Regions from separate parts of the Homo sapiens genome. Here region 1 is linked to region 2. The links are chromatin loops, found by intact Hi-C in ENCODE. Cell type or tissue: pancreas. All regions are shown on one strand. Links, peaks and the distances in the headings refer to the core of each region. The heading gives the core; the rest is flanking DNA.

Region 1 (5,385 bases), core at 284-5,283, 110 kb before region 2:
ACAACCTACAGAAAGGGATAAAATATTCACAAACTGTGCATCTGACAAAGGTCTGTTATCCAGAATCTATAAGGAACTTAAACAAGTCAACAAGCAAAAAACCAAATAAACAATTAAAAAAGGGGCAAAGGACATGAACAGATACTTCTCAAAAGAAGACATACAAGATGCCAACAAACATATGAAAAAATGCTCATCATCACCAATCATCAGAGAAATGCATATCAAAACCACAGTGAAATACCATCTCACACTAGTCAGAATAGCTTTTGTTAAAAAGTCAAAAAATAACAGATGTTGGTGAGGCCAAGGAGAAAAGGGAACACTTAATCACTGTTAATGGGAATGTAAATTAGTTCAGCCACTGTGGAGAGCAATTTGGAGATTTCTCAAGGAAGTGAGAGTTGAACCACTATTCAACCCAGCAGTCCCACTAATAGGTATATATCCAAAGGAAAAGAAATTATTCTAGCAAAAAGACACATACACCTATATGTTCATTTCAGTGCTATTCACAATAGTAAAGACATGAAATCAACCCAAGTGGCCATCGATGGTGGACTGGGTAAAGCAAAAGTGGTACATATATACCATGGAATACTATGCCACCATCAAAAAGAATGAAATAATGTCCTCTGCTGCAACATAGATGCAGCTGGAAACCATTATCCTAAGTGAACTAACGAAGAAACAGAAAACCAAATATCACAAGTTCTCACTTATAAGTGGGAACTAAACATTGGGTAAACATGGACATAAAAATGGGAACAACAGATACTGGGCATACAAGAGAGGAGAGGGAGAGAGGGTGCTAAGGGTTGAAATAAACTGCCTATTGGCGTACTACGCTCACTACTTGGGTTACAGATTCATTCCTCCTCCAAACCTCAGCATCATACAGTATACCTTTGTAACAAACCTGTACGCAATTCTAAATAAAAATGGAAAAAAGTAAAACAGAAGAAATATATTTACAATAGGAAAAAATATACATTTTAAATAAAAAGAAAACCTTAAAAATGAGGGAATATGATATGGTTTGGCTGTGTCCCAAATCTCATTTTGAATTGTAATTCCCACAATTCCCACATGTCACGGGAGGACCCTGGTGGGAGGTGGTTGAATCATGGGGCAGGTCTTTCTCATGCTGTTCTCATGATAGTGAATGAGTCTCATGAGATCTGATGGTTTTAAAAGCAAGAGTTTTCCCTGCATAAGCTCTCTCTTTTTGCCTGCCGCCATCCACATAAGATGCGACTTGCTCCTCCTTGCCTTCTGCCAGGATTGTGAGGCCTCCCCAGTCACGTGGAACTGTAAGTTATTAATTAAACCTTTTTCCTATATAAATTACCCAGTCTCAGATATGTCTTTATCAGCAGCATGAAAACAGACCAATACAGAATAGTAAATTATTTTTTACTTTATAAAGGAAAAGGACAAACTATACATTTATTTTAAATATTAAGGTCTCTAGTAATTTTAAAAGTGTTTCTTTTCATGTATAATTTTTTTTTTTTTTTTTTTTGAGGCTGAGTCTCGCCCTGTTGCCCAGGCTGGAGTGCAGTGGCCTGATCTCGGCTCACTGCAACCTCTGCCTCCCGGGTTCAAGAGATTCTCCTGCCTCTACCTTCCAAGCAGCTGGGATTACAGGTGCTTGCCACCATGCCTGGCTAATTTTTGTATTTTTAGTAGAGACAGTTTCAGCATGTTGGCCAGGCTGGTCTCAAACTCCTGACCTCATGATCCTCCCACCTTGGCCTCCCAAAGTGCTGGGATTATAGGCATGAGCCACCCCGCTCAGGCCTTTTCATATGTAACTTTTAAGAAGCACAATGTTATTTTATTTGTTTGTTATTTACACTCGTTGCACTATTTATTCTAAATACAAAGCAAACCTTGAGACATATAGAAACCTAGGCTTTGAGACCAGCCTGGCCAACATGGTGAAACTCCATCTCAACAAAATATACAAAAAATAGTCAGGCATGGTGGCACATGCCCGTAATCCCAGCTACTCGGGAGGCTGAGGCATGAGAATGGCTTGAACCAGTGAGGTGGACGTTGCAGTGAGCTGAGATCATGCTACTGCACTCCAGTGTGTGGCAACAGAGCAAGATTCTGTTTCGAAAAAAGAAAAAAGGTCGGGTGCGGTGGCTCACGCCTATAATCCCAGCACTTTGGGAGGCTGAGTCGGGTGGATCACCTGAGCTCGGCAGTTCGAGACCAGCCTGACCAACATGGAGAAACTCTGTCTCTAGTAAAAATACGAAATTAGCCAGGCATGTTGGCACATGCCTGTAGCCCAGCTACTCAGGAGGCTGAGGCAGGAGAATCGCTTGAACCCAGGAGGTGGAGGTTGTGGTGAGCCGAGATTGTGCCATTGCACTCCAGCCTGGGCAACAAGAATGAAACTCCATCTCAAAAAAAAGGAAGAAAAAAAAGAAAACTAAGCCATCTTTAATGATGATATTCATGTCATCACTGATAAAGTTCATCTTATAAAGGCTTTCGTTTGCATTCTGATTTCATGATTTTCATAATTATAACTAAACTGTGATTTGTTATTACCCACGGTCACGCGTTGGGCTTATATCTACAACTTATTAAATTTGGGTTTAGACATTTTTTAAAAAAGAGGCCCCAGACAAAGACTTCATGACTAAAACACCAAAGCAATGGCAACAAAACCCAAATTTGACAAATGGGATCTAATTAAACTAAAGAGCTTCTGCACAACAAAAGAAACTATCATCAGCGTGAACAGGCGACCTACAGAATGGGAGAAAATTTTTGCAATCTATCCATCTGACAAAGGGCTAATATCCAGAATCTACAAGGAACTTAAACAATTTTACAAGAAACAAACAACCACATCAAAAAGTGGGTGAAGGACATGACCAGACACTTCTCAAAAGTAGACAGTAGGCTATTTTTAATTTTCAAGCATCAGGATTACTCTTATCCAAAAACTCCAATGCTAAGAATTTATCCTAAGTAATCCAAAAATAGAAAGTATTTATGCAAAAGAAGACATTTATGTGGCCAACAAACATATGGAAAAAAGCTTATCCTCACTGGTCATTAGAGAAATGCAAATCAAAACCACAATGAGATACCATCTCACGCCAGTTAGAATGGCAATCATTAAAAAGTCAGGAAACAACAGATGCTGGAGAGGACGTAGAAAAATAGGAACACTTTTACACTGTTGGTGGGAATGTAAATTAGCTCAACCATTGTGGAAGACTGCGTGGTGATTCCTCAAGGATCTAGAACCAGAAATACTATTTGACCCAGCAATCCCATTACTGGGTATATACCCAAAGGATTATAAATCAGTCTTCTATAAAGATATATGCACACGTATGTTTATTGCAGCACTGTTCACAATAGCAAAGACTTGGAACCAACCCAAATGCCCATCAATGATATACTAGATAAAGAAAATGTGGCACATATACACCATGGAATACTATGCAGCCTTAAAAAAGGATGAGTTCATGTCCTTTGCAGCGACATGGATGAAGCTGGAAACCATCATTCTCAGCAAACTAACACAGGAACAAAAAACCAAACACCGCATGTTCTCACTCATAAGTGGGAGTTGCACAATGAGAATACATGGACACAGGGAGGGGAACATCACACACCAGGCCTGTTGTGGGGTGGGGGATTAGAGGAGGGATAACATTAGGAGAAATACCTAATTGTAGATGATGGGTTGATGGGTGCAGCAAACCACCATGGCACGTGTATACCTATGTAACAAACCTGCACGTTCTGCTCATGTATCCCAGAACTTAAAGAATAATAAAATAAAATAAAAAGAGGCCCCAGAGAGCTGCCTTGTACCTTCCACCATCTGAGGGCACAGTGAAAAGGTGCCATCTATGAACTGAGATCAAGTCCTCATCAGACACGGATTTGCCAGTGCCTTGACTGTTATTTTCCAGAATCCAGAATTTTCAGAAATAAATTTTGTTTATAAATCACTCCATTTATGATATTTTGTTATGACAGCCTGAATGGACTAAGACAGTAGGCTATTTTTAATTTTCAAGCATCAGGATTACTCTTATCCAAAAACTCCAATGCTGAGAATTTATCCTAAGTAATCCAAAAATAGAAAGTATTTATGCAAGTGTATATCCACTACAATAGTATTTATAATAATGAAAATGTCATAATGTAAATGTCTAACAATATTGAAATAGTTGTGAATAATATACCTGTAGAGTGAAATATTAGATATTTAAAAAGAGGCTTATAGAAGTTGTTAATGGTAAAATGTTAAGTTAAAATATATTAGAAAAAAGGGTATTTTTCAACTATTAATATGAAAACATTTCTGGTATATAATGTTGATAATATTAAGATAAAATTTTATTTTTTCTACTAAGCTTTCAAAAAGTAAAGAGAAGATTATTCACAAAATATTAGCCAGATTAACTCTTTATTAGTGGAGTTAGGAGTGCTTTATATTTTCTTCTCTGGGGCTGCCATTATTCTTTTATTTTCACCATGCTGTACTTCTCCTTGTTTCCCTGTAAAACTATTCTAGATTAAAGTAGAGCTATATATTTAAAAATATAATGCTTTTGTTATTATTGAAATACTTATTTTTAATTACATTGCCAATATTTCAATCTCTACTCATAATACTTTTAACATTACTTAACAGAAAGAATTTAAAAACATTAAGCAAGAGAAGAATCCTATTTTATAAATTCACTTTTTCCAGTGCAAAAGTTTAATACAGTTTTACTTTAGTACCAAAGAAGAAGAACAAAAAAAATGTTTTAAGATGGAAAGTATGGAAGAGAAAGATATCTAAGGTGCCCAATTTTTGACTTTGTAACTTAATAGAAACAATGCAAACTCCTGTGGCCAAATAATCTATGTTGTAAACTGTTACCACATCAATCAAGGTTATGCCTCCTCAGCTCACTGCATCCTGTCAGTTGAGTCTGAATTTCTCAGTGAAGATGGCTAGTAAAATTGTGACATCTACCTGTCAAATGATGGCTTCTCCCCACAGTCAAAGGCATCTTGGAGCTCCTTAACAAGATTAGCCTGGCCTGGCAGTCGAAAGAGACCCTCTTCTTTCAGCCCCCTTTGTCGGATAAAGTCCACGCACTGCTCCACCAACATCGGAGCCAGACGGTTCCCATATCTCTTCTCATAACGAACAGTATCCTCCAGTTTCTGTCCAAAAATGCCTTAAAAAAAAAGGATCACAGTAAACTTGGGAAATTTATCTCTTCCCACTTTGTTGTTGTTGTTGTTTTAATTCAATATAACAGAAAAACAAAGATTGGAATGCTAGCAAGCACTTAACATTCAGTATTTCACATTATTATACAATCAAATTCATTATATACAATT
Region 2 (5,385 bases), core at 109-5,108:
CAAATGATGCTGGGAGTACATTTTCAAAGTTTGGTTTTGTTTTACTACTTAGCATATAGATAAAGCCAGCAGAGCAGAAATACAATACCGATCGAGGAATCTAAACTATAGGACTCGAGAGAAGATGATAAAAATGTTAAAATTCTCTAATTATCAGTTACAAAGATTGATTCCCACGTAGGGAAATTTCCCTACAACATTGCCCGCAGCATGGCAGTTTTATTGGGATTGGAATACAGTCCATATGGTGTGCTTGCTGACACTGGAGTTTAGGGGAGTGGGCTCCTCCTGAGCATATTTTACTTCTGTGAATAATCACTTGTCATTTCAAGTCCCCACCCCCATGAGAACTGCAACCTCGGAGTCCTCTAGGGAAGCTGCATTTGTTCCCTTGCTATTATAAGCATTTGCCCAAGATGACTCCAGGACAAAGTTTAATTCCGCTGCTTGTTTTTTTTTGTTTTTCTCTTTCGATTTGTCTTCATGTAACATAGACTCCACAACCACAAATTCCAGCTGAATTACATCTTTAGGGACGTGCAAAGACCTTGGGGCAGGAGAGGCAGAAGTCAGTGAAGCAAGAGTTCACGACATTTTCAATCACTTAAAGAATGATGTTAGAAATTCAAGTACCTTTTCCCCATTACTGGGGAAAATGTTTTCCCTTGACAGGCCTTATTTCAGAATTAGATTGTATGACCCAGTTAGCTAGGCTGACTCAAATTATAGAGCAGGTTGGCAGAAAAGAAACAACTTACAGAATCAAAGCAAGTGTAGGAAAAAAGAATTTGAGCTATCTCTGCCTAATGATCTTCTGAGTTCACTCCTAAGGGATGCTCTACAGCAAGGGAATAAATAGTCATCAACACTTAACTCCTAAAACTTTCAGAGATAAATATTACCTTTAGGAATAAATATGTCACAGCTGGGCTAGAATGATGACCCCATACTTGCTATGTGCACATATTTAGGGAGTCCCTGCACATCAGCACAGTCCTTTTTCCCCCTCCTTTTTGGCATTTGAGAATTGGGCTTCTACTCTGTGAGTTGGAACAGCTCTTCTGAAACTTTAATGTACAAACAAAACATCTGGGGATCTAGGTTAAAATGCAGATTCTGATGCAGGAGGTCTAGAAGAGGCTTGAGACTCTGCATTTCTTACCAGCGCTGACAGGATACTGATGCTGCTAGTCACTGACCACACTTCGAATAGCATGGAGGTAATATAATACTGAGGCCAGTCCTGGACTCTGAATTTTCTTGGGTTCTCCCATTACTATTATTTCTTCTGAGCCAATGCTAGGGGTTGAATTATGTTCCTCAGGAAAGATATGTTGAAGTCCTAACCTCCAGTATCTCAGAATGTGGTCATATTTGGAAATAGGGTCTTTACAGGTCAAAGTGGTAGTCCCTAATCCAATATGACTGGTGTCCTCATAAAAAGGGGAAATAGGGACACAGTGATAGATATGCACAGAGGGAAGGTGATGTTGAGAAACATAGGAAGACAGGCATCTACAAGCTAAGAAACTCCTGAGTCTATCAGAAGGTAGGAGAAAGACCGAGAACAGACCTTCTGTAGTGTCTTCAGAGGCAGCATCAACCTGCTAACACCTTGATTTTACATTTATGGCTTCCAGAACTGTGAGGCAGGAAATTTTTGTTGTTTAAACCACCCATTTGTGAAACTTTGTTACAGCAGTTTTGAGAAAGTAATACAGGTACTGTTATCAAGGACATTTCCCTGACACTTCATTCTCCTACTCTGTGACACACACAGAAATGTTTGGTGTACCACAAAACTTAACACAACCTGAGGAATGTGAACACAACATCCCATACCCAGATAAGGTAACAACAAAAGATGGAGGTCATGTTTCTTAGGACCAAAGCTTGCATTGCTCCTACTGTCACTGCAGGTGTCAATAATGACATGCTGTCATAGATTGCCAGCACTGCCAAGTCTGAATTCCATAATTTATCCAAAACTGTTCTTACCTACAAATCACTATCTGGCCGCACCTGTAATCCCAGCACTTTGGGAGGCCAAGGCAGCTGGGCCACTTGAGCTCAGGTGTTCCAGACCAGTCTGGCCAACATGGTGAAACCCTGTCTCCACTAAAACTACAAAAATTAGCCGGGCATGGTGGCACGCACCTGTAATCCCAGCTGCTCGAGAGGCTGAGGCAGGAGAATCTCTTGAACCCGGGAGGCGGAGGTTGCAGTGAGCTGAGATCATGCCACTGCACTCCTGCCCGGGCAACAGAGCAAGACTCCATCTCAAAAAACAAACAAACAAACAAAATACAAATCGTTATCACATTCTATCGCTTCACATCCTTTCCACCTCATTAGCAGCCGTACAAATTGCTTTCCTTTTTAGAACCATTTTTCTACAATGAAACAAACCGTGCTTTTTTTTTTTTTTTTGAGATGGAGTCTCACTCTGTCACCCAGGCTGGAGTGCAGTGGCGCGATCTCGGCCCACTGCAAGCTCCGCCTCCCGGGTTCACGTCATTCTCTTGCCTCAGCCTCCCAGCTGGGACTACAGACGCCCGCCACCACGCCTGGCTAATTTTTGTATTTTTAGTAGAGACGCGGGGTTTCACCGTGTTAGCTAGGATGGTCTCAATCTCCTGACCTCGTGATCCGCCCGCCTCAGCCTCCCAAAAGTGCTGGGATTACAGGCATAAGCCACCGCGCCCGGCCCAAAGTTTGCTTTTTTTTTTTTAAATTACATTGTGCGAGTTACTAGGTTTGCAATGAATACAAGAAGAGAAAAACAAGCCTGCATAGACTTACTTGAAAGGGTGTCGGCAAGAGTGAGGTATGCTAATCTCACTCACTAGCTAAGTGATGGGTCTTTCCAAATCAGACTGACAGCAAACATGATTCAAACACACTCCTCAGAAAAATGACAAGCTACTAACAAGGTATTTGCTTTCACTTCAAAAGAGTAAAATATATGCTTATGAGATCCATGAAAGCCAAGGAGTGAAGTTTTTTTATTCTGATACTTAGTCATTACACTTCTAAATATGGTTCAATCTACTTTTTATACTCTCAGTATTCTTTACTTGGGAACCACTCCCTTGGAGATATTTGAAAAGTGCAGGAGTGTTTGGGTTTTCACATAAATGGAGGAGTGATTGGCAATTAATGGGCAAGGCTTGGGGAAACAAAACATTCCATAGAGCAAAGGACTATAAATATTTGTCCCTTCCCAAATAGTAAAAGCAACTCTAGATTGAGGCCTTCATCCCATCCTGGCATTTCTTTAAGATTAATGGTCTTTTCAGTTTGGGCTCTCTGTTCACCCTTTGACTTCTTCCAGAAACCACGTGGACGTCACAGATCTTCTCTCCGTTTTGACAGGTGTGTCATTCCTCAGTATGTCCAAAGAACACTGGTTTCTCACTCTATCCTCCTTATGGGATGTTGTAACAGATACACTGGGTAATCAATAGAACTGTTCTTATTAGTTTTCTGTCTCATTTTCAGGGGCAAGTGGCGAGATGGGTGAAGTATTATAGATATATCTGACCAACAAAGTGTACTTGAGATAGGATGTCTTGGAGGTGTTTTAAAATATTCTTTTATGCAATTCTCTATTTTCCTTCATGATTACTGTTAGTGTCTCTTTCTTTTATTCATTCATTTATTTAACATAAAAAAGGACCTACTATGAGGAAGAAATTGTGTTAGGTCCTATGGAAGAAGGTCACAGATAATGATAATGAGGTCTTCATTCTGTGATGATCAAATTTATCCTATTGTATCTCCCATTAATTCTTTTTATTCTCTCTGATAACTTCCCCCAACTTTTTCTACCTCTTGATCTAGAAAAAATTCACTCCTCCACCAAAATAATAGTCCTATTTGCTAAAATATCTCCATTCACAGGTTAGCTTTTTGATTATTTCTTCTACTATAAACAAATACATACATACATATTTTCTCAGCTAAACTTCGTAATATGTGATTTATACTAATATTACATATGTGAAAACTGAGCTTCACAAAAGTTAAATAACCTTCCCAACTTGCTCATGGATTTCAAAGCAGATCCAGCTGATCCCAGTGCCTGTGTTCTTAACTAATGTAAAATATTTCTGATATTTAAAATCACTTTTGTGTGACTTCTAGTGAGCTTATAAATACCTTACTTGAAAGTTTCAGACACATTTGGCCTTCATTCTCAGCACCTTGACTAAATTGTTCATGACTGTTTTAGAAAACTGTTTGTACCTTCCAAGTTTCTACTAACACTAAATTTTAAAAGTTTAAAAACTTTTCTGGGTTTCTTAGCTAATACAAATCCAAAAGGCAGAAATTCCAAATATAACTGGGTAGTCCTTTGCAATTTTTCAAAGCCTTCAGGCTTTTGAAGTTCTGTAGATTTGCCTTAATCTGTTGCTAGAACACTGCACATGCTCTAAACAGCCTGCCAGTCTGAGAAACTTAGCGTGAATGACACAAGTGTTGTTGTTGTTTTTTTTTTCCCCAGGTCAGAGGATAGTGTGAAACAGTACGGGAGGTCATGGGAGGGGAGGAATCCCAGGATAAAGAAATTAACTAGAGGAACAGGAAGTAAAATAGAAAAAAAAATCCAGAGACCTAAAGAAAAACCTTTCCAATTGAAGCTGTCTCCTCCCCACCAAGCACGTACCTCTTGATAGATAGCTTTTTGAATCAGTTCAGTCTATTCCGATAGCAACTTCAAAGGGCCAGCACATAGCTGACAGTGTGTCATTCCATTGTCATATCAATGGAAGTCAGAGATCAGAAATCTGCAGATACCAGAGAGAGTGATGGTACTTTGAGGCCTCAATCAAGTATCAGATTTAGGAATCAGGACAGTTAAGAACAAGAAATCAGTCTACAATATTTTCCTAACACTTGTCCGGCCCCAGCATAAAACACAGGCATCAATTTGGAATTATAAAATAAATTAGTGATTGACATATATACCTTCTTTGCTTTCCTTCCTCTCTGAAGCCTGGGAGCCTGAAACACATAGAGAACACTGGGGTAGATGGTACAGAGAAAGGCCCACCTCGGACACCTCTATTCTGCTATGGTAACTGCCATGCCCAGGTACCCCTCAAGCAGCAGGACACTATTTCTACCCCTGCCCATGACAACTCAGTGGCATGGTGGTGATAGCATCGCCCCTGTGCATGTAAGCACACCAAAGCCTTCTAGTATGCTGATAATTTCATACTTTACACCTAAACCTTCAACCATTTTAGAATTTATTTTGGTGGTACTTTTTTTCTAAATGGCTACATAGTTGTACCGGTACCTACTACTTCTTATTGACTCATTCATCCTTCTCCCACCATTCTAAAGTTCTGCCTAAGTTAATGGGGTATATTTGGTGTT

Evidence for each region. Peaks named below come from ENCODE experiments on the same cell type or tissue, not always from the same donor. Only the 100,000 strongest peaks of a DNase experiment are listed, where the experiment ranks them.
Region 1: a loop joins it to region 2, with 2.3 times the contacts of the local background. A loop is called at or near these places in 2 of 110 quality-filtered maps.

Annotation. Positions count from the first base shown.
Region 1 is chr4:85,941,900-85,947,284 of GRCh38, reverse strand. ARHGAP24 (Rho GTPase activating protein 24) reads right to left here. Exons shown (of 10, transcript NM_001025616.3): 5 at 5,012-5,219. Among named protein-coding and RNA genes, the nearest start is that of MAPK10-AS1, 180 kb to the left of the region's middle. In pancreas, for the core only: no CTCF peak of the experiment used is centred there; no DNase peak of the experiment used is centred there.
Region 2 is chr4:85,832,601-85,837,985 of GRCh38, reverse strand. All of the region lies in intron 3 of ARHGAP24 (Rho GTPase activating protein 24), which reads right to left. Among named protein-coding and RNA genes, the nearest start is that of MIR4451, 110 kb to the right of the region's middle. In pancreas, for the core only: no CTCF peak of the experiment used is centred there; no DNase peak of the experiment used is centred there; H3K27ac peaks cover 937 bases.